2 separate regions of the Homo sapiens genome follow, and region 1 is linked to region 2. Evidence: chromatin loops called from intact Hi-C (ENCODE). Cell type or tissue: heart left ventricle. All regions are shown on one strand. Each heading gives the region's core, and the rest is flanking DNA. Links, peaks and the distances in the headings are about the cores only.

Region 1 (11,430 bases), core at 1,058-9,057, 490 kb after region 2:
TTCCTGTAATCTCAGTGCTTTGGGAAGCCAAGGTGGGTAGGTCGCTTGAGTCTAGGAGTTCGAGACCAGCCTGGGCAACATGGTGAAACCCTGTCCCTACAAAAAAATTAGCTGGCATGGTGGCATGCACCTGTAGTCTCAGCTACTCTGAAGGTGAGATGGGAGGATCGCTTGTGCCTGGGAGGCAGAGATTGCAGTGAGCCATGATTGCGCCCACCGCACTCCAGCCCGGGCAACAGAGCTAGACCCTGCCTCAAAAAAAAAGGTAATTGCTTTCTTCTTCTTCTTCTTTCTTCTTCTTCTTCCGTCTTCTTCCTTCTTCCTCCTTCCTTCTTTCTTCTTCTTTTCTTCTTTCTTCTTCCTTCTCCTTATCCTTCTTCTTCTTTTTCTTCCTTCTTCTTCTTTCTTCTTCTTCCTCCTCTTCTTCTTCTTCGAAGCAGGAGACACAGATGGACATTTTGTATACATGATGGTTTACAAAAACACAAAATTATTTGCAACACAGTACACCTTAGAGTATCAGTTGTTTACCCTTGTGATCATGTGGCTGACCAGGAGCTGTGGTTTGCTGCCACTGCCCAGCACCAAGAAAGATTATTGTGTCTTATATTGCTAGCCCTGGAAAAGATCAAAACTCAAAATTCAAAATATAATTTCTACTGAATGCATATTGCTTACACACTATCATAAAGTCAAAAAATTATAAGTTGAACCATCCGTAGAATTCTCTGTGTACATTTCAGAATGACTACTTTCTCCTCCCCATGCCAGAAACATGGGGAGATTTTTTTTTAATTCTCATTGTGAGAACTTAGTAGGGATACTGAAGACAAAATGTACGATTGTGTGGGACCCCTTAAGACTTGACCTTTGAGAGGTCAAGTTTGTCCACACTGAAACTCCAGCAATTTATCCATTATAGTTTATGTTTTCCTACCCTGGTACTGGCTCCAGCAATGATTTCACTCCCAACTTGGGAAGCAGTGGTTAGCCCTGTGACCTCAATTATCTGATGGAGCTACAAAAAATGGTTAATTTTCAGTTTTTTCAGCTTTTTACTTGTTGTGAAAATGGGAATGACAACTTCCAACCTCCTTACAAGACAAACTGGCAACTTCAATCTGGGATTTTTATATACTAGAATTTACAACCAATAATAATTATTATTATAGTAATAATAGCAAATTAGTATTTGCCAGATATATAAATTCTTAAATGTATTAACTCAATTAATTCTCACAGCTACCTTGTGAGATTGGTATTATTGTTATTTACATTTGAGGATGAGAAAATTGGGACACAGAGAGGATATGTATTTACTAGAGTTTTGATTAGATCCTTTCAGATTTAGACAGAAGTGATTGACACTAAAAAACAGACACTGATATTTCATAATGGTGTTATATGCCAGGCATTGTTTTAGTTCTCTAAACATAATAACTCAATAAACTTCAACAATATTAAGAGGTAGTGACTTTTGATAAAAAGAAAACATGAGTCCATACATCCAAGTTGCTGAGCAAACTCCACGAAGGATAAACTCAAAGGGATACATACCAAGACATACTATAATAAACCTCTCAAAAGACAAAGACAGACAGAGAATCTTGAAAGCAGCAAGGAATAATTGACTCATGATGTACAAAGGATCCTTGATAAGTTTAACAGCCAATTTATCATCAGAAGCTAGGTCGGCCAAAAGACAGTAGATTACATATTTAAAGTGCTGAAATAAAAAAAAAAAAGCTGTCAACCAAAAATTCTATATGTGGCTAAATTCTACTGCAGAAATGAAGCAAAAATTAAGATATCCCTATTAAAGTTGAGAGAGTTCATCACTAGCCAACCTGCCCTACAAGAACTATTAAAAAGAGTTCTCCAGGATGAAAAGACGTAAGATTGGAGTTAGAAGGCATACAAAGAAATAAAGCTGGGCATGGTGGATCATGCCTATAATCTCAGTATTTTGAGAGGCTGAGGTGGGAGGATCACTTGAGCTCAGGAGTTCAAGACCAGCCTGGGCAACATAGGGAGACCCCATCTCTGCAAAAAATAGAAAAATTAACCAGGCATGGTAGCACATCCCTGTGGTCCCAGCTACTTTGGAGGCTAAAGTGGGAGGATTGCTTGAGCCTGTGAAGTTGAGGCTGCAGTAAGTCAAGATCATGCAATGCTACTGTAGTTCAGCCTGGGTGCAAGTCCTTGCCTAAAAAACAAACAAACAGACAGACAAAAAACCCAATGTAGTTACTTTTACCAGAGTAGTTCTTTCTTTCTTTTTTCTTTTCCTTAAAGAACTACTCTGGTAAAGGTAACTACATTGGTAAATACAAAAGCCACTATTATGTTTTTGCCTTGTAAATTTTCTTTTTGTTTCATATATAATTTAAAAGACAAATGCATAAAATTATTATAAATATGTGTTAATGGGAGACAATGTATAAAGATGTAATTTAGGAAGAGACAGCTGTATAGGAGCAGAGTTTTTGTATATTATTAAAGCTAACCTGATACAAATTTCAATTACAGTATTGAAATTTCTTCATAATGATAATAATTGTAATTATTTCTCAGTACCTGCACATTCTGTACCTGAGGATTTGACCAACCAAAGGTCAAAAATATTTGAAAAAAATCAACACAGATAATATGACTAGAAATCATATGGATTTGAAAAATAGTACAGCATAACCGCTATTCATATAACATTTACATTTTATTAGGCATTGTAAGTAATCTAGAGATGGTTTAAAGTATACAGGAAGATGTGTGTACATTATATGCAAATACTACACCATCTTATATATAGACTTGAGCATCTGAGGATTTGGGGTCCAAGGGAGGTCCTGGAACCAACCTTCCATAGATACAGAGAGATAACTATTGATTATTTTAAAAAAAAGTTAGGATGTTAATTGAAAGTACATGGCAGCTCCTAAGAAAATAATTTTTAAATATTCAGAAAAGAAAATTAGGAGGAAATCCAAACTTTGTATTAGAAAAAAATCAATTAAACAAGAAAGCAATATTGAAAGAATTGGGGGGAAAACATAACAAATATATAAAACTAAGAGCAAAGTAGCAAAAGTAAATCTTTCCTTATCAGTAATCACTTTAAATATAAATAACTGAAACTCACCAGTTAAAAGACAAAAACTGGCAGGATGGATTAAAAAATAAAAGCATGTTGTCTGCCCACAAGAGACTAACTTTAGGTCCAAAGATACAAATAGGCTGAAAATAAACAGACAGAAAATGATATTCCACACAAATAGTTGCCAAAACAGAGCTGGTATAACTACACTAATATCAGATGAAATAGACATGAAGTTAAAATTACAAAAGACAAGCAAATTCACTATTCATTGATAAAGGGTCAATTTATCAAGAAGATGTAACAATAATAAACATATATGCACTGCTATGATTTGGGCATGGTTTTGCTGTTGTTGTTGTTCCTGCCAAAGCTCGTGTTGAAACTTGATTCCCAATGTGGTAGTGTTGGGAGGTGGGGCCTAGTGGGAAGTGTTTGGGTCATAAGGGCAGATCCCTCATGAATGGCTTGGTGCTGTTCTCAAGATAGTCAGTGAGTTCTTCCTATTTTAAGACTGGATCTGGATTAGTTCTCACAGGAATTGATTAGTTTCTACAAGTGTGGTTGTTACAAAGCCAGGTCACCCCTCATGTTTCTCTTTCTTCACACGTCTGCTTCCTCTTTGCCCTTCTCTGTCATGTTGTGACTCAGCACAGAAGCCCTTGCCAGAGCCAGGGTCATGCCATTGAGATCCTCAGCCTGCAGAACCATGAGCTAAATAAAACTCTTTTCTTTATAAATTACCCAGTCTCAGGTATTCTTTTATAGCAACACAAAAGGGACTGAGACATGCACCAAACAACAGAACTCCAAAATGTATGAAGCCAAAAAAATGACAGACTTGAAGGGAGAAATAGACAGTTCTGCAATGCAGTGGGTTGACATCCTGGGACTGCTGCTCCTGGTGGTAGGGGTTGACAGGACAAGCTATCTGCCCACATGGTGCTCACGGACTAGCAGAGGAGGCAGTGACAACTGCTGTGAAATAGTAGTGAGTGTTAAGAAGAAAGATGGGGAGAGGCACGTTAGGCAGAGTGAGGAAGTGAGAGAGATAAGGCAGGAGGGGTGTTGCAGAGCAGGTGAGAGAGGGGTATCCTAAGCAGGTGGCATTGGCAGAGAAGGCTGGGAATGGTCTACACATCCCATGTTTGTTTCTGAGTGGTGGGATAATGAATTTTTTGTTTTATTCTTTATATTTTTCTGTGTGTGTGTGTGTGTGTGTGTGTGTGTGTGTGTGTGTTTGAGACAGGGTCTCTCTTTGTCACTCAGGCTGGAGTGCAGCAGCACAATCTCTACTCACTGCAGCCTCCACCTCCTGGGTTCAAGTGATTCTCGTGCCTCAGCCTCCTGAGTAGCTGGGATTACAGGTGTGTACCACCACAGCTGGCTAATTTTTAAATTTTTTATAAAGTCAGGGTCTCACTATGTTGCCCAGGATAACATTTTCAATTAAAAACATGTGCTACTTTGATTTTCAGAAAAAGGGAGTGCTTAAAAAGAGAGCGAAAGTTCAACTTCATAAACTTGAAGAGCACTGCTGACTTCCTACCTGTGGCCACGTAGTCCTAGCTGCGTTTTTCTGGTGGCTTCCAGAAGAATGGCACTGCCCTGCCACCTTGTGGCCATGTGGCAAGTAAACCTTCCAGCCAGCATTACAATAAAGCCAAAATCTGTTTTCTCACGTTTGAGGAAGATGACAAATATTCAGCATTCTAAGTAAGCTATGATTTGGATGGAGCTTTATTGATAGCACTCAGAGATAACGTGTTCTGCTTTATGGTAATACTTCATCCTTTTGGCATCATCAAGAAACAGCCTCTCTACTCAAAGCTTAACTCTTAAGGACCTACATAAAGATTATCTGAACATTCTTATTCATTTCTTACAGAGTGTATTGAACACAAAAACCTTTCCTTTAGAGCTCATGATTTTTAAAAACAATATCTCCTCAATGCAAAGATAAGTTCAATCCATCACCAGGAAGAGCCCAGGCTTAGCTCATAGGAAATACAAGTGAATCCAGGGATGGTGGAGAATTTTTTTTTTCTTTTTCTTTTGTTATTTATTTATTTGTTTGAGACAGGGTCTTTCTCTGTCAACCAGGCTGGAGTGCAGTGACACCATCATGGCTTACTGCAGCCTCATCCACCTGGGCTCAAGCGATCCTCCCATCTCAGCCTCCTGAGTAGCTGTGACTACAGGTGCGTGCCACCACTCCTGACTAATGTTTGTATTTTTTTTAAGAGACCTGGTTTCACCATGGTCCCCAGGCTGGTCTTGAACTCCTGAGCTCAAGCAATACGCTGGTAGGGCTTTTTCTTATTGTTACCCTCTGTATTGATTTGTTCAGGTTGCCAAAACAAAGTACCACAAACTGAGTGGCTTCTTACACAACAGAACTTTATTGTCCACAGCGCTGGAGGTAAGAAGTTTGAAATCAAGGTATTGGCAGGGGTTGTTTCCTCTGAGGGGAAGGTCTGCTCCAAGCCTCTCTCCTTGGCTTGTATGGCCATCTTCTCCCTGCCTGTTCACATCACCATCCTCTCTGCATGTCTTCATGTCCAAATTTCCTCTTTTTTGTAAAGACAATAGTCATATTGGTTTAGGGCCCAGCAAATGACCTCATTTTAACTTGATTACCTCTGTAAAGATCCTATCTGCAAATAAGTCACATTTTGAGGTATTGGGGGTTAGGACTTTGAAATATGAATGTGGGGTGAGCACAGTTCAACTCCTGACACCCCTCCTGGTGTTGCATTTCAGTAGAAGACCAGTGAGCCTCAGGTAGGAACCTGGAAAGCCCCACCGTCTTGTTTCCTCCCATCTTCCCTTTCTTTTCCCTCAATGGCTTTCAACTCTGATTCACATTAGAATTATCCAAGGAGTTTTTAAATTTCTGATTCTGAACCCCACCCCTAGACCAACTAAATCAGAAGAAAACTCGCAGGGAAACTTAATCCAAGAAGGGATCAAGGAAGGCTTCCAATGGGAGGGGATTCGTTCACTACATTTTGAAAAATGAATGGATGATTGAGATAGAGAATAATGAGAGGTGTAGAAAGAACATCATAACCAAAGACTTAGTGGGGTCAGACAACATGGGTGGGCTGGCAGGGCTTGTGTGTGTCCTGATGGCAGAGGGAGGGGTGGGGGGTCACACACAGGGGCACAGGAGCAACCCTACAGGCAGCTGTTGCTGTGAGATAAACGTCCAAGCAGGAGGTGCTGAAAGATGAAGCTGATGAGGCAGGCAGGGGCCAAATCAAGAGAGGATGTGTGCCTCATGCAAAGAAGCCTGGGTTTCCACATCAGCATTTCAGAAAGGGAGCTGCCATCACCCCCAAGCTCACTACTGACCATAATGTCAGGTGTGGCTGCCCTCCTGTCAACTGCATCACCATTGTGATTCTACTTTCATAAGCAATGACAAGTGTGAGTTCACTGTTACGACAAAGGATGTCGTTGCCAATTCTGAAGCTGCTGTGGATGGCAGTGAGGCAGGATAGAGTGGAAGAGGCAAGACCAGGAGCTGGGCAAGACCAGTGAAGTATAATGGATGGCAGAGAGGTGTAGACCCTAGTCAGGAGGACAGACAGTTAAGAAATGCATTGGGTGGACCGGGCGCGGTGGCTCATGCTCATAATCCTGCACTTTGGGAGGCTGAGGTGGGCAGATCACCTGAGGTCGGGAGTTTGAGACCAGCCTGACCAATGTGCAGAAACCCTGTCTCTACTAAAAATACAAAATTAGCTGAGCATGGTGGCACATGCCTGTAGTCCCAGCTACTCAGGAGGCTGAGGCAGGAGAATCGCTTGAACCTGGAAGGAGGAGGTTGCAGTGAGCCAAGATCCTGCCATTACACTCCAGCCTGGCAAACAAGTGCAAAACTCTGTCTCAAAAAAAAAAAAAAAAAGAAAAAGAAAAAAAAAGAAATGCATTGTGTGGAGTGGGGCTCGGGGGTGAGGTGACCAGCTTGCCTCTTCCACTCTATCCTGCCTTACTGCCATCCACAGCAGCTTCGGAATTGGCAACCACATCCTTTGTCATAACAGTGAACTCACACTTGTCACTGCTTATGAAAGTAGAATCACAGTGGTGATGTTCCTGCCCAGGCACTGAGGTGAAGTGAATGGTTTGGCAACAGGGTACAAGCGAAAATGCAGAGGTGAAAATCTGGGCCTTGGAACAGCTTCATCAAGTCTGGCAAGGGAGACCCAATCCACTCAACTGCAGAATGTGCATGTGACCACTACATGGTGAACAGAGTACTGAGCTTTGCTGCTCTACCAACCATCATGGTAGGGGCACACATTCTACTCCCCTGAATGTAGCCAGGCTCTGGGGAGCTCATTTGCAGCTTTGACTCATTCTGGGCAGCCTCAATTTTTCTCAAACACCAATTGCATCTGGGAAGGTGAATTCACTGTGCCTAGGTTTGTCCCCTCTGCTATAACAGTGATGCAATGTCACGTGAAAGATTCCTATCATAATTTAACCATTTTCTAAATTATCTGGGAAGTTTATTTGGAGGTTTGGGAGTGCTCTAATGATGTATGATAAATCTTTGATGCAAAGATCTACAATCTTGCAATTTACTATAAGCATCTTTGAAGTACATGTTATTAATTTAACCTTATATAAAGGTTATATACAGAATCTGTACCTCAGTATGCTTAGTTGTATCCACATAGAGGACTTCTAAAACACCAAAACTGCCTCATTATACATTATATAGACTTGCACATCATAATGGCAGTTAATAAAATGAAATTCTGTGTTTTCCTTTTTATAGTTAAATTTTTCCTTAAAAAAAATAACTTTCAGGAGATAAGCAAGAAAAATGCCTTGGCCTGGGAGATTAAAACCTATCTGGCAAAATGAAAACATTGATGTAAATGACATGAAAATGGTTCTGTCTGGCTTTGCTGTGGCCCGTTATTAGAGATCAGATTGGCAGCTGCTTCCACAACTAATTGATTCTAGGAAATTTGGCAAGCCTTATACTTCTCTATCTCAGAAACTGGACAACTGCCCACTTTGTAAATACCAACGTAACAATATCCTTTAAAGTGCTTAAAATGCATTGGGAAAAATCCCTATCAAATAAAAGATATACTTATGTAACTTATTATAGTACTTGATTTCAAATATTTATATGTAAAATACTAATGACTGTTCTGATAAATACTTTATCAAATTCACAAAGTATGTCAGTATGTGAACAGCATAATCTAAAGGCTTGTGCTGGTGTCTTCCATTTGCCCCCTAAGATCCACTCTCTGTGGTTTTCCAGCCAGTCCTGGACCCAGTGGGGGAATGTGGGTGCTGACCTAGGGTTTCCTTTGCCTTCTGGCTTCAGGTTGGGTTCAGCCAACCAGTGTAGGGTTATCAGCAAAAGATCCATAGGTGGGAGGAGAATGGAGGCAGGTATTTATTCTCCCCATGAGTGTTCTCTGAATTGATACTGAAGGCCATAGTTCCTGTCAGGTGACCCATTCCATAGACCCCTCACCCCATGACCTTCAATCTTTGTGCTTAGAGGTAATAATAACTGTTCCCTGAGATTGCAAGCCCCAGAGAACTCCATCATCATTTGCTATCTTCTGTAAACTACCCATATATTTTAAATATTTCTTTTTATTAAATTCTCCTCCAGTGATCCAAATTGAATTTTCCACCTTGAATGGTAACAGTGCTTTTACTCTTTTCCTTTGTGTTGAAAAGGAAGCATGGGCAAAAGGTGCTGAAATACAATCTCTGCTTATTAAAACAAACAAATAAACAAAAAAAAAAACAAGCAATTCAGTACCACAAAGCTGCTATGTTAATACATCTCTTTTTCCTTCTTTTTCTTTTTTTTTTTTTTTTTTTGAGACAGTCTCCCTTTGTTGCCTGCGTTGGAGTGAAGTGGCGCGACTCAGCTCACTGCAACATCCACTTCCCAGGTTCAAAGGATTCTCGTGCCTCAGCCTCCGAAGTAGCTGGGACTACAGGCATGCGCCACCAGGCCTGGCTAATTTGTTTTTTTTTTTTTTGTATTTTTAGTACAGATAGGGTTTCACCATGTTGCCCAGGGTGGTCCTGAACTCCTGAGCTCAGGCAATCAGCTTGCCTTGGCCTACTGAAGTGTTAGGATTACAGGTATGAGCCCCACACCCAGCCTCCTTTTCTTTAAACAGAAGGCAGTGCTCCAATTTCCAGTCAGCTCTGAATCACTCTTTATTGTTGTTTTTTAAAATTTTTTTAAAAAATAGAGATGGGGGGTCTCGCTATGCTGGCCAGGCTGGTCTCAAACTCCTGGTCTCAAGCAATCCACCCATCTCAGCCTCCCCGAGTGCTGGAATCACAGGCATGAACCACCATGCCCAGTCTCTAAGTCACTCTTGAGGTCAGTGCACCTATAGCCTGTGAGGGTTTGTGGGATTATTCAGATATTGTTATTGCTTGGGTTGGACATTTTATACCCCCTTATGCAGCAGCCATCCTCTAACGTGAACTAGAAGGAGGAAAGTTTTTCTTTTTTTTTTTTTGAGACAGAGTTTCACTCTTGTTGCCCAGGCTGGAGTGCAATGGCACAATCTCAACTCACTGCAACCTGAAGGAGGAAAGTTTTTCTTACTATAATTGGACATCGTTAAATAAATTTTGTTGTGTGTGTCTTTGTTCCTTCCCCCCTTATTTTATCCTCTTATTCTCTAAACACATTCTGTCACATTAAAATGCTAGACACTAACAGCTGGAGACATAAAAGTTTAGCCTTTCATAGTAAAACAAAAAAATTATATGTATGTGCTATAGACTGAATTGTGTTTCCCAAAAATTCACATGTTGAAGCCCTAACTTCCAACATGACTGACTTTGGAAATACAGCTTTTAGGAGGTAATTAAAGTTAATGAGGTCTCAAGAGTGGGGCTTATAGGATTAGTGGCCTTATATGAAGAGGAAGATCTCTCTCTCTCTCTCTCTCTCTGTTCACCACGTGAAGACACAATGACAGCTACCTGGAAGTCAGGGAGTGGGCCCTTATCAGGAACTCAGTCAGCTGGCACCTTGATCTTGGACTTCCCAGCCTCTAAGACAGTGAGAAATAAATGTTTGTTGTTTAAGCCACCCAGTCTATGATATTTTCTTATAGCAGCCTGAGCTAAGACAGTGTGTGCCTCACTTATGTCTATTGAAAATACAGGCCAGGTGCAGTGGATCATGCCTGTAATCCCAGCACTTTCGGAGGCTGAGGAGGGAGGATCGCTTGAGTACAGGAGTTTGAGACCAGCTTAGGTAACACAGTGAGATCTCGTCTCTATTTATAAAAAATAAAGTAATTAAATAATTTTTAAAAAGGAAAATACAGAAAACATCCTATAATGTCATAGCAATGTGTGTTACCTGATTGGCATATTTACTTCTTGTCCAAACTCCCTTTTTTGTTTGTTTTTTGTTTTTTTCTTTTTAGAGATAAGGTCTTGCTCTGTCACTCAGGCTGGAGTCCAGTGGCACAATCATAGTTCACTGTAACCTTGAACTCTTGGGCTCAAGCAATCCTCCCACCTCAGCCTTCTGAGGTGGGACTGCAGGTGCATGCCACCCAGGTAATTTTTTTTACATCCAGCTAATTATTAAATTTTGTTTTTTGTAGAAATTGGGTCTCACTGTATTGACCAGGCTGGTCTTGAACTGCTAGCCTCAAGTGATCCACTTGCCTCAGCCTCCCAAAGTGCTGGGGTTACAGGTGTGAGCCACTGCACCCAGCCCAAACTTCCTTCTTTATAAAAATTCATGCTGATTTACTTCCTTATTAAAATGATAGATGCTTACAAATAAAAACTCAGAGTGCATAAAAATGCAAAAATGAAAATAAAAATCACACCACATCCCATTGCTGAGAATTAATCGTAGTTATTAGTTGAGCACCATTTGACAGAACATTTTTTAAAATCACGTATGTGATTAAAGAAATACCTAGAGAGGAGGAAATACTTTTGTAAAAATGGGGCCATATGATAACTGTTTCATTGTTTGTTATTTGCCCTGAGGACCATTTTCAGAGGCTTCAAGTCATTGCTTTTTAATACTTTTAATGCTTTTTAATAATTTCACTGGGGATAGAATCAGCAGAGGTCCTCAAGCTGTCATGCCAGAAGTCAATCTGTCAGGCAAATTAAAACAAATTTGAAGTTTGTTTTAATCCCAGGAGGACTATTCTTGGTTATCTCTTGTTTCTCTCTGGTGAACTAGATGGTTTTGTTCTGATTAATTAAGAGGAGATACCAACCTCCTCGTTTGCTTTACACCAAAATCTCCATTGTTTTCAAGGCACCCTTAGGCTTGAACGTCC
Region 2 (11,430 bases), core at 1,672-9,671:
TAACCCCAGGTGGGAAAGCATGCTGCCCCAGAGACAGCAGAGGGCCAGCTTGTTCTGGTAACTCTGTAAATGGCAGCAAGGCAGCAGTGTGGGTAGTGTGGAAGCATTCACATAGCCTCACACATGGTGCTTCCCTCAATCAGATTGATTCAGACAAGCACAGGGAGAGATGCAAAAGGGGCTGGGAGGAGAGAACCCTAAGTGTGCATGGAGGAAGCGGGAGGCAGTGAGCAGGCTCATGGTGGGGAACACATTGCATCTGCAGAGCAGCATGGGAAGCCCCTGGGGGACGTCAGGCCCACCCAGGGTAAGGAAGGAGACTGCAGACACTACCTGCTTTTCAATGCAGATCTTTCTGGGACTCCTTAAAGGCACAAAAATATTAACTAATCTTAACTTCAGCTCTCCTTGCAGGGTCTTTCTCCAATAGCTAAAACAAGTTTTGTGATGCCCTAGATGAGAACTGAATGATGTCTCCCCTTGACCTTGGGACTGGGGTGCGTTACCACTTTTTACTCAATTTGGGAAAGCAGAACTCTTTACCCCTCTACATGCAAACTCTTTTGCTGTGTCCAAGTCACCCAGTGTCTGCCCCATGCCAGCAAGGGCAGCTCCTGGAGGTCAGGTGTGTCCAATGTTCCACCTCCACCTAGGTCCTCAACCTGCGCAGCCCTGGGCACACAGAGATACTCAAGGGCCAGCAGAGTTGGGTGGAGGAGGGCAGGTAGGGGCCTGCTGCCCCCAGCAGGACTCTGCCGCACCTCCCTGCTCCTAACAGCCTCTGTTCCTGGAGTACTCCTCCTGCAGGCCAGATTCCAGCTTTCCAGGCAGGAATAATGGAGCAAGAACTGCATCCAAACAGCCCTAAATGAGGACCTGTAATGCCCTCGTCCTCATTCCCAGGGTGCAAACCATCTGTAAACCAAAAATAAAATCCTAAGGCCCCCCACCATCTGAAGGGACTTCCTCCTCAGCCAGGGCTCTTTTAATGTTTAACCTGAGAGACTGTTTCAGGCCACGATAGGAAGTGGGGGTCCGATGTGCCTCATTATACCTCTCCATCATTAACATCAACATAGACTTTAACAAATCCCAAACTCATAACTCAGCATCATCCCGTCTCAGATGTTAGTGCCTGCATTTTACTACGGCCTTTCATGGCTGGTGCTTTAACCCAAAGGCACAGCTCACTGGAGGACTGTAGGCACCACTGCAGTGATTCTTGGGGAGGGCCGGAAGTAGAGCGCATCAGCGCTGAAAGGGAACAAGTGCAGGGATCCTGGGCTCCACCCACCTCCTTTCCCACACCAGAGAGACACTGACTCCTGCGCCAGGACCCAGGGTCTCCAGACCTTGAACTAAAGCTCCTTTCCAGCCTCCAGCCCCCCACCCCCCAGGGAGGGGCTGCTGGGGCTCTGTCTCAGAGGTTCACCTCACCTCTGTCGTCCCCGTAAACCTACAGACTGCAGAGCTCTCTAGGGTGGGGCACGCGAAGCTGACTCACACAAGGAAGTTAGGATTAATGAATGCCCAGGCCACCAGCCTCACAGGGCCATACTCCCAGAATTCTTAATTCTGTAACAAGCCAGGCACTATTGACAAAGATAAAAGTAGAGAACTGTGCAGCCCAGGCAGCCCACAGTGCTCAGGAAATCAGACACACGAGTAAACTAAAAACCAGTCAACCAACTTGCTTCAGCCGTTGGTTCCCAGAGGAAAGAACCCCTGGAGGAGCTCCTCCAGCTCCACTTAGGCCATTATGGGCCAAGGCCAGGGAGGGAGCGCCACCTCCTGGTGGGAAAAGAAAAAGCCCAAACTACTTGGCTCAGGATTTTTTGTTGAAAATGTAAGTGCTTGATATCAATTAATAAATCTACAAATATTTCCAGAGAGACCACTGTGACACACAGAGATAAGTTAACTCACTGCAGTCAGTCTCCAGCCACAGGGGGCAGTGAGGCTCGGCATCCAGGAAACTGGCTGGAGAACCTAGCATTGGGGCAACTCCCAGCCCCACCTGTAATGAGCCCGTGGCCCGGGCTAATCACCTCCACGCCCTGGGCCTCTCTTTCTTTACGGGTAAAGTGAAAGTAGCCTACTGAATTATCGCAAAGGTTTCTTCCAGATCTTTAATTACTAACCTTATTGCAAAGGTTTCTTCCAGATCTTATAAAAAGCCAGACAAGGCCTAGGATAATATTTACTTGGCCTCTGTGAAGATATTGGAAAAACAGGATCTATCAACCATGGCCCCGCCACAGTTAAGAACCTGCCTTCCTGGGGAAACAGACAAGATTCCTGCCAGCTCAGAGATGGTCAGTTTCCCGGTTCTAAAAAGCCCACTGTGTGCTCCACAGACAGCCTAACTTCTTTAGTTCATACCCAAGCTTTCTATTCAACCTCCTAGCATATTCCCTGGGACCTCTGGGAAATGGAAGGCACACTCCAAACACCAGGAACAACAGAGAAACATCTGAGGCCCTAGGCCTGGCCATATGAGGGTGAACAGTTTGTGGATTAATATGACCTAGCCATGAAATTACAGCAGACCCAAACTGTGCTGCCAACTCAGGACCAGCAGAACTTTGGGGAACATAAGGAAATGATCACCTCCTTGAAAAAAGCCAAGAGCTCTTAGTCAGGACTGGTTAAAGCTGGGCCCTCTGGGGAGGGGCTGGGCAGAAGCTAGCTCTTCCCGCCTTCTTTGCCATTCTGAGCAAGGCAGCCCACAGCAGCCGAGGCTCAAGGTCAAATGAGCCAACAGCTCCGAGCAAATCTTGAGACTGCACACAGTTCCTTGTCAAACACAGTCTCCGCTGTCCCGGACAGGCCCCTGGTGTGTGTATTGGCGGGGGGCGGCGGGTGTGAATAATAACCCCAGGTGCGCCCGACCAAGCCCAGGTGCCAATGCCTGGAGGCCTCCTGTCTTGCCGGGGACCTGCTGGATGGAGAGGAGCTGCTAGGAGGTTTTCTGGGACCTCGGGAATGCACCAGTCTCACTTTGGAGTTTTACACTCTTGATAAGGCTTGGGTAGAAGTGGACAGGAATCAAAGGAGCACTGTCAAAGAGCCAGACCAGAGCCCTGGCCACACTCCTGCCCCTACCTAACTCTGACTTTAAGTGCTCACCCCGAGGTGAGGTTGGGCTGAGGGCAGTGGCAACTTGTGCCCTCCTAAACCACTTCCCCATCCTTCTCCCATATACAGCCCTGAAAAGAAGACAAACTGCCCAGCACCCAGCTCATGTTCACAGCCCTCTTCCCCCTTCATTTTCCTATATATAAAATGGTGATAATGATGCTGGTGTCTCTTAGTTCCCAGAGGTAAAAAAGGAGAAAGCTTTGTGGAAGCAGAAGTGCCACCCGCATTCCTGCAGCTCCTCTCAGAGCAGCTCCTCAATAATAGCTTCTCTCCCCAGAGTTCAAAACAAGGGAAAAGACACAGTTATAGGGACCAAAACAAAACTCTACAAACTTATGAAGGTTAGCAAGTGATAAAAGTTCTGAACTTGAGGATCATGAATGCTTAAAGAGGCTATGACTGGGAATGTGATGGAAGCCCCCAGAAATCTAAGCAAAATTCAGCATATGAGTGTAACTTCCTCTAGGGAGAGGATAGATGTCATCAAAATTCTAAATGGTCTTTCACAAATCACACATGTGTAGATATAATTTATATTTAAACAGTAGAACTCTCCATTACAGGAAAACTGTAGGAAACGCAGAGCAGCTGTCTATCTCCAAAGCACCCCAGTTGCCAGGGTGGCCCTCATGGTAATGGGAATCCCCTTGTCATGGGCTCCACAGAATCCCAGTTGGGTCCCTGTTCCCTGCCTCTCCTCCCTCAATGCTGGGATTTGCAGCAATCATGAACACTTCCCAAAGCTAAAGGCCAGACTGGGAGAGAGGCAGGCCCACCATGGCCACTTCCACAGCACCTGGTGCAGCACACACTGCGAAGCTGGCTCTTCAGGCCTCCACTCCCCAGGGCAGCCAGCTCCTTTTCTGTACTTAACTCAGTTTCACAGGCTATTAATTTCCTATTGTACACCAGGCTTGCTGGGAACAGAATTATTTTAAGATATAATAAAAGCTATTTTTATTTTATCACCATCATTATTATTGCTGTAAAGGAAGACAAATCCAGGGTATTAAGCAGCCCCTGGGAAAACCTAAACTGGGGTCTGGATCCCTGACAACCGCTGCATGAATAAAAGAGGCTGCCAATGGTGACGGCTCTGAAGATCGGGGAGATACGCACACCGCTTGTCAGACCAAGCACACAGCTGCTTCTTCCCTTCTACTTTAGTATCACCTGGGCTTTTTCTTATTCATCTCATTTCTTATCTTCAACCCAAGATAATTTAAAATGACTAAATCTTGACTCCAGTTTTAGCACTGAGAGAGTCACCTTCATTCCTTTTCTCCCTCCTTTAGGGAAAAGAATTATACCTCTCTTGAAATAAATTTAATTTCCTCCTGGAGCCTGTGACACCACCTTCAACTTCTGATTACCTACTCAGTGGCTGGAAACTGCCCCAGCCTGAGTCAGGCCTTCCGGATTCTACCTTGACTCAGGCACAGGCCACCCGTGGGCCTAAGCTGTTCCACCCCCCCGGGCCTCAGTCTCCTTCTCTGCAGAAAGAGGGACTGGATGAAAAGATCTGGGAATCAAAGTACCAGAAGTCTTCAGTGACTCTGTGACATTCTTGCAAAAAAACTTAAAGTGGCACTCACAGTGCCACCTAATGACATTTTTGGGAAATGTTTGCTATTTTCACCAATTTTGAACAAATACTTGATCAACATTCTATTAGTTGAGGTAAGAGAGAAAGGTAGCCAGGGAAGAGGCCAGCTCCATGTTTTTTTTTTTTTTTTTTGGAGACACAGTTTTGCTCTCATTGCCCAGGGTGGAGTGCAATGGCATGATCTCGGCTCATTGCAACCTCCGCCTCCTGGGTTCAAGCAATTCTCCTGCCTCAGCCTCCTGAGTAGCTGGGATTACAGGCACCCGCCACTACGCCCGGCTAATTTTTGTATTTTTAGTAGAGACAGGGTTTCACCACATTGGCCAGGCTGGTCTCAAACTCCTGACCTCAGGTGATCTGCCCATCTCAGCCTCCCAAAGTGCTTAGATTACAGGTGTGAGCCACTATGCTCGGCCAGACAGCTCCGTTTTTATAGGTGCCCACAGGGGCATGAGGAAGCAGATGATAACAACAGTATCACGGCAGTAACACTCATCATGTGCGCACCACAGGCAGGCACTGTCCTAAGTCCCTTACACAGGTGATAGGAGCTCACCCCATCTTCCCAAAGCCACAGGAAGGATGCCGCTATGGCTGTCCCCAGTTCACAGATGAGGCAACTGAGGCACCTATCGGTCATGTGACCGCTACTAAACCGTGAGGAGTGGACTCTGCAGTGCACCTTCTCAGACACTCTGCCTTGGGGGTCTGCGTTCTGTCTGCTGACAACGCTTGGCCCTGCTGCTGCCCTCAGACAATCACTCTTGCTTGCCTTAACCCTGGCTCAGCTTATTTTCGAGGGGACAGTGGTTGCTAAACTCACATCCAGGGAGATCTCATTTTGGCTAAGACGGTGGAGGTGAAATGCTTCCATTCCACCCCCAAGTGCCCAGCTTGGGTTCCATCTGTTCTGAATGACAGAGGGTGGGCCCCCACTGTGTGACACACACTGCATGCATGAGAAGGGCATTGCAGCAGATGGCTAAGCAGCCCTCTGCTGCCAGTTAGCCACCCCCCACCCCCCTCCCCAGCCAGCATCCTCTCAAGAAGAAAAGCTGTTCTCAGCCAGACCTTCCTATTCCACTCCTGTCATCCTCCCAGGGAAGCTCCTTTTTCCTAATCCTTTTCAGGGGACCTGGGCTCTAGATGCTGAGAGCGTGTTGCTCGAGCCTTGCTGAGCTAACAGTAGGGCAGGGGTTCTGAGTCAGTCTTTCTGTGTCCTCTAATAAATAATTCTCTGATGCTGAGCACATGGTCATCACCTGAGGAAAACCCCAAACAGACTCGTTTGGGCAGGGCCCTTCTCCGCGGCCTCGTCCAGCACATTTGACCGCGGCGGCCTTACCTGTTTGTCTGGCAGACCCCGTGATAGGCCTCAATGGCATCCTCCTGGTCAACATGCTTTTCACTGTTAGGCCAACTTGATCTGGCATTAATGTTCGGCTCCTAGAAAGCCCCAGATAAAAAAATAACTCTGGTTAAACAATTGCCACAAAATGGCTTTATATACAAACAGGTATAAAAACATGCCTTTGGGAAAAGACAAAGGCCTGGAAAGAACAGAGATAACCACAATCAAACCCACGCCAGGAACATGACTCCAAAAGGTCATCTTGGAAGAGACACAGAACAACGAGGCCAGGCTGAGACAGAGCTGCATGTGGGGCGGTGGGGGAAGATGGCCAGGAGGTGCCCCTGGGAGGAGAGAGCACCCAAGTCCAGAGCACACAGGTAGACCCTGGTTCAGCTGGAATCCTCCACACTCCTCAGCACCTGCTTACCCCAGCTGTCCCGAGGCTCATGCCCAGAAGTGGCTCAGGTTTTTAGAGCCCATGGAGTGACCCACGTGGCCTCTGTCCCCACCCTCTGGCTCTAGTCTGCCCCAGAAAGTGAGAACATTAGGAAAATACAGTGAATAGGACTTGCCACCCTGGGGGACTGAGGAGGACCAATGACTCTCTCCACTTCAGAAAGCAAACAGCAAGGGGTATAAGGTGAAAAGGCCACCCTGAGGTTACCTATTAAACATCTTCATATTAACTTCAGAAGAGTCCAGAAGCTTGTAGCTGCATCCCCCAGGGAAGGTCATGCTGACAGGGCAGCAAGGCTTTTGCTCTGCCTTTTTGGAGGAGACCCCACAGCGAGAGACTCTGCTCTTTCAGGTTTTAGACCCTCGTGGGTAAAGATAATTAAAAAAACACTAATCTACCACCTAGGGTCACCCCTCGGCAGCCCCACCGCGGGCCGCCATCTTGTTACCGCGTTCCTGCCGGCGAGTCGCCGCTGGTCGGCGCTCACGATCTGGGTCCTGAGGATGAGCACCTCCTCCTTGCGCACCTCGAGCTCCTCGTGGGCCAGCTTGAGCTGGTTCAGCAGGAGGCTGTAGCTATCTGGGGAGCCGTGGCTGGAGTTATTCTGCGTGGCTTGGTCGGCCACGGCTTTCCTCAGCTCATTCAGGTCATTCTTCAGCTTTTTGTTCTCTGACTCCAGCTCTTGCCTCTGGAAGACAGCCCAAGGGCCGCTGCCATTACTCCCTGCCCTAGGGCTCTCTCCCTGTGTGGGCCTCCCCTCCTCCCCTTCTTTTGTCCACTGGGAAACTTCGCTCTTTAAACGTTGACACACATGGAAAGTTCTGACTGCCATCAGCAAGCAGTCAAAGCTGGGGCCTGGATGTGAACTCATGACTTCAAGTCACAAGTGTGAAGCACCTGCACAATGCCTCCAGAGCGGCAGTCTCCAAAGTGATTCAACAGTGTTCGTGTTGCTAAACATGTTTGGCTGTGAAACTCCTCCTTGTGGAAATGCTGGGCTCACAATTTTAAATGACATATAGTAAACATAAGAATTCCTACAATCTAAATATGTTCACACGCTTTGTGACTTTCCAAGAAAAGATACAAGAATGCAGGATTTCCTAAACTTATTTGCCCAGAGAACCCGTTGCTCCCTATTTTTCAGGAAGCATCATTTTTGTCCCGGACTAATTAGACTTGGAAGATACACCAGGGACACAGTTTTGTTGTTTTGGTCATATAGAAAGCCACCAACTGTCCCTGTCAGCAGAGGAAAAATACCTACATACAGAATTGAATGTGCTATAGGAACTCAACTTTGGAACATACTTCATATTTTCTGGATAGTACATTTAACTTTGTGTTTGAGATGAAGTCTGATGATCACACACAAACTGCCGGCAGGACCCTGGGATACATGAGATTCAAAATTTCCCAAAGGAAACCCAAAGATGTGGATGAGTATGCATTGGTTGCATGTTTGTTACAGAGCCATAGCATGATGGAACCAGGGGACCGCTGGGGAGAATGAATCTCTTGATTTGCTGAGTGAGGAAGCTGAGCCCAGGGAGGGGAAGGCTCACAGCAAGTTTAGAGACTGACCCAGGACAGAGGGCCAGGGCTCCTGACTCCTGGTCCAGGGCGCCCCTGTGACTCCACCATATATGTGGTGATTTCCAGAAGATTTAGAACCATGCATAGAGATAGTAACTCTGCAGACATGATGAGGGCCCCAAAATAAGGTGATTAATAATGATCATTGATGAGTCACCAAGCCTATGGTGAGTCTATTTACTAAGTTCAGGAGTTAAGGATCCCCTCAGTGCCTGGGTGATCTTCTGGCAGCCAAGGCCATCCTCAGGAGAGCCAGTGTCACATGCTAGAGGAGCACTGGGTGTGGAGGCAGCCCTGGGTCCCCTCCTGGCTCAAGGTGCACACTGCACAGTCCTGGAACCTTAGCCTCCTCAGGTGTGGCTTAAGGGAGTGAGAACAGCTGGTGGCTAAGGTTTCCTCCAGCTGTGACAGGCCAGAACTGAGCTCGGTGACAGCTGTTGGCTGTGTGCCTGTGCTGACAGCCACGCCAGGCCCTACTCAGCTGTGAGATTGTGCCTCAAGACAGAGCCAGGTTGGTTGAAAGCTCTGGCTGTTTTTCAAGGATTTCTACCCAGGGCACATCTGTGACATTTCTATTTATCCCATTCTCTAACCATTCCTGGACACCATCTCCCCTAACCATACCTCACTGGTCCCCCACACATAACCTCTCCTCTCCACTCCCCTCTCCTCCCCCACAGGTTCACTACCATTCCCTCATCATCCTTTCTGGTCAACAGTGCCAAAAGAATATGCATGCTTTATTGTGGTAAAAAATATAAAACACAAAATTAGCCATCTAACCTATTTTTATTTTTTGAGATGTAGTTTCGCTCTGTCGCCCAGGCTGGAGTGCATTGGCGTGATCTCGGCTCACTGCAAGCTCCGCCTCCCAGGTTCACGCCATTCTCCTGCTTCAGCCTCCCGAGTAGCTGGGACTACAGGCGCCCACCACCACGCCTGGCTAATTTTTTTTTTTTTCTAGTAGAGATGGGGTTTCACCATGTTAGTCAGGATGGTCTCGATCTCCTGACCTCGTGATCCGCCCACCTCGGCCTCCCAAAGTGCTGGGATTACAGGCATGAGCCGCCACGCCCGACCTCATCTTACCTATTTTTACGTGCACAGTTCAGTGACATTAAGTCCATTTATGTTGTGCAACCATCCCCACCATCCATCTCGAGAACTTTTTCACCTTTTCCAGCTGAAACTCTGTCCCTATGAAACACTAACTCCCCATCCCCGCTCCTCATCTGCTGCAACCATCATTCTACTTTCTGTCTCTGAGTTTGAACCTTCTAGGTACCTCATATAAATGGAAACAGACGAATTTGTGTGAAAGACATATTTTTGTGCACCCAAATGCTATGCCATTCCAGTTGGAGAATAAGGGAGTCCCATTCCCCGGCCCTGCCTCCCACCAATCTTCATCATCTGCCTTCTTCAGGCCAGGCACTGTGCTAGGTGCTGCAGGCACAACACCTGCTTAGAACCTATCAATTACACTAAAGTACAGATCATGGCACTGCAGCCTGGAACACACTATGACATGAGTGAATCCAGAGTGACTGGGGAACACAGAAGAATGCCATCCACTGACTCAGAGGGGTAGGGCCAGAGGGTAAGGGGAGGGAACAGGTCTGACAGCTAAAGGACAGGAGCAGCTAGCTATGTGAAAAAGGCAGACAAGAGGCCTCCAGGTACAAAGGCCTCAGAGAAGAACAAGCAGGACTTGCCGGGGAAATGCTGTCATGCAGAAGACAGAGCAGAGCTGGTGGGGGTCAAGAGATTCCAAAATCCAGGGAAGGAAGCTGGATCCAGGAAAAAGCAGTGAGCTGGTCATCGCAGAGCTTCAGAAGGGTTTCCCTGGTTTGCATGGGGAGATGGGCCACCTGGCTGGAGTATAACGTGGCATGGCCCATGGCAGGGAGCAGAGGGAGATGTGAATGAGATACAGAGATTTAGGAGGTGGAACTGTCAAGACCTGGAGACTGCTTGGATGTGGGAAGTGAGTGGGAAGAAAGTCTAGATGCTTGGGTGACGTGTGTCATCTATTGAGACAAGATGGGGTTTCAGGGTTCAGATGTGTGCAGCTGTAGTCCCCACGGCGCAGTGAGCAGTTGGAATTATGGGCTAGAGATGGATCAGTATGTTGGTGAGGACTGAAGTCTTGGGAGGATGTGTGGGTGGGTGGGGGTGAAACCGCCCCGGGAGAGTGTGCTGAGGCTGGGCCCTGCACACCGCATGCTTCCGATTTCCTGTCCCTGGGTAGCCCTAGGTTAGCTGGACATTGGACTGGGCAGGAAACCTTTCTGTAGAGAGTTTGGGTGTCTATTTCTTAAACGTCAGTCCATCCCTGGAAAGCACTCTATGAGGATGACCACTACAAAGTAGATATTTCACACGGGATGAGCGTTACCACTGGAGGCGGCACAATTTTGAATAAGGGTTCATTGAAATTCTATATATAGTCAACACTATACCACCATTCTATAACTCTGTAAGATTTTAAGCCAGTAAAACTGATCCGTGTTCCATAAAACAAGCTAAAGTTGTGAAAATGGCTCTCACAAATCTAGCCACAGTAAACAGTAATGGATACAGCTTGTTTTAAAATTATGAGGAATTTTAATAAAATGGACAGTCCAGTTCTCTCTCAGAAAAAGCCTAGTTTCATCACAGGATTATTTATAAAAGTAAAACATGAGAGTATATTCATCAGTTAGAGAATGGATAATTGTGATAATCATGTCATAAAATTTTAATCAACCATGGAAATCATGTTTACAAAGACATGTAGAAAAATGCTCGTTATAGTGAGAAAAAAAGCAGAAAAATTATATATATAACAACTATATAAATATGCATATAAAAAGCATTAGAAATAAATATCCAAATAATATCAGAGACTGCCTTTAAGTGGCAGGAATATGGATTTTTTAAAAATTCTCTAGATTTTCTTGTATTTTAAAATTTTTCTAAGATGAACAGAATTACTTTAATAAATTTACAAATAAAATGAAAAATGTCTATAAAAAGGACACATTAAGGAGAAAAAAAAACACTCGAAGGATCTTCTCAACTGAGTCTTTTCTGATGCACGTTCAACATTGGATAAGCCAATGGCTGGATAGTCAGTTGAGGTGAAAAGTGTTTAAGTGCCAAGCTGGACTCTTAGTTCTCTATCATTCTTGCACAAACTCTGAGTCAGTGGGTACCATCTCCTGATTTGAATCCAGCTCTGGCTGATAGCAGGTCGATAAAGAAAAACCAACACTGCTGCTGGCCGTAAGCAGG

Evidence for each region. Hi-C counts contacts between places; a loop is a spot of excess contacts. Peaks named below come from ENCODE experiments on the same cell type or tissue, not always from the same donor. Only the 100,000 strongest peaks of a DNase experiment are listed, where the experiment ranks them.
Region 1: a loop joins it to region 2, with 6 times the contacts of the local background. A loop is called at or near these places in 8 of 110 quality-filtered maps.

Annotation. Positions count from the first base shown.
Region 1 is chr18:50,352,719-50,364,148 of GRCh38, forward strand. It overlaps LOC105372114 (a long non-coding RNA gene), which reads right to left. Exons shown (of 3, transcript XR_935466.3): 2 at 3,140-3,234; 3 at 1,291-1,726. Among named protein-coding and RNA genes, the nearest start is that of SKA1, 17 kb to the right of the region's middle. In heart left ventricle, for the core only: a CTCF peak has its summit at 4,719 (motif pointing left); a DNase peak (open chromatin) is centred at 4,693.
Region 2 is chr18:49,857,135-49,868,564 of GRCh38, forward strand. MYO5B (myosin VB) reads right to left here. Exons shown (of 40, transcript NM_001080467.3): 28 at 7,007-7,246; 29 at 6,093-6,193. Among named protein-coding and RNA genes, the nearest start is that of SNHG22, 49 kb to the left of the region's middle. In heart left ventricle, for the core only: CTCF peaks have their summits at 1,791 (motif pointing left) and 4,754; DNase peaks (open chromatin) are centred at 1,777 and 8,587.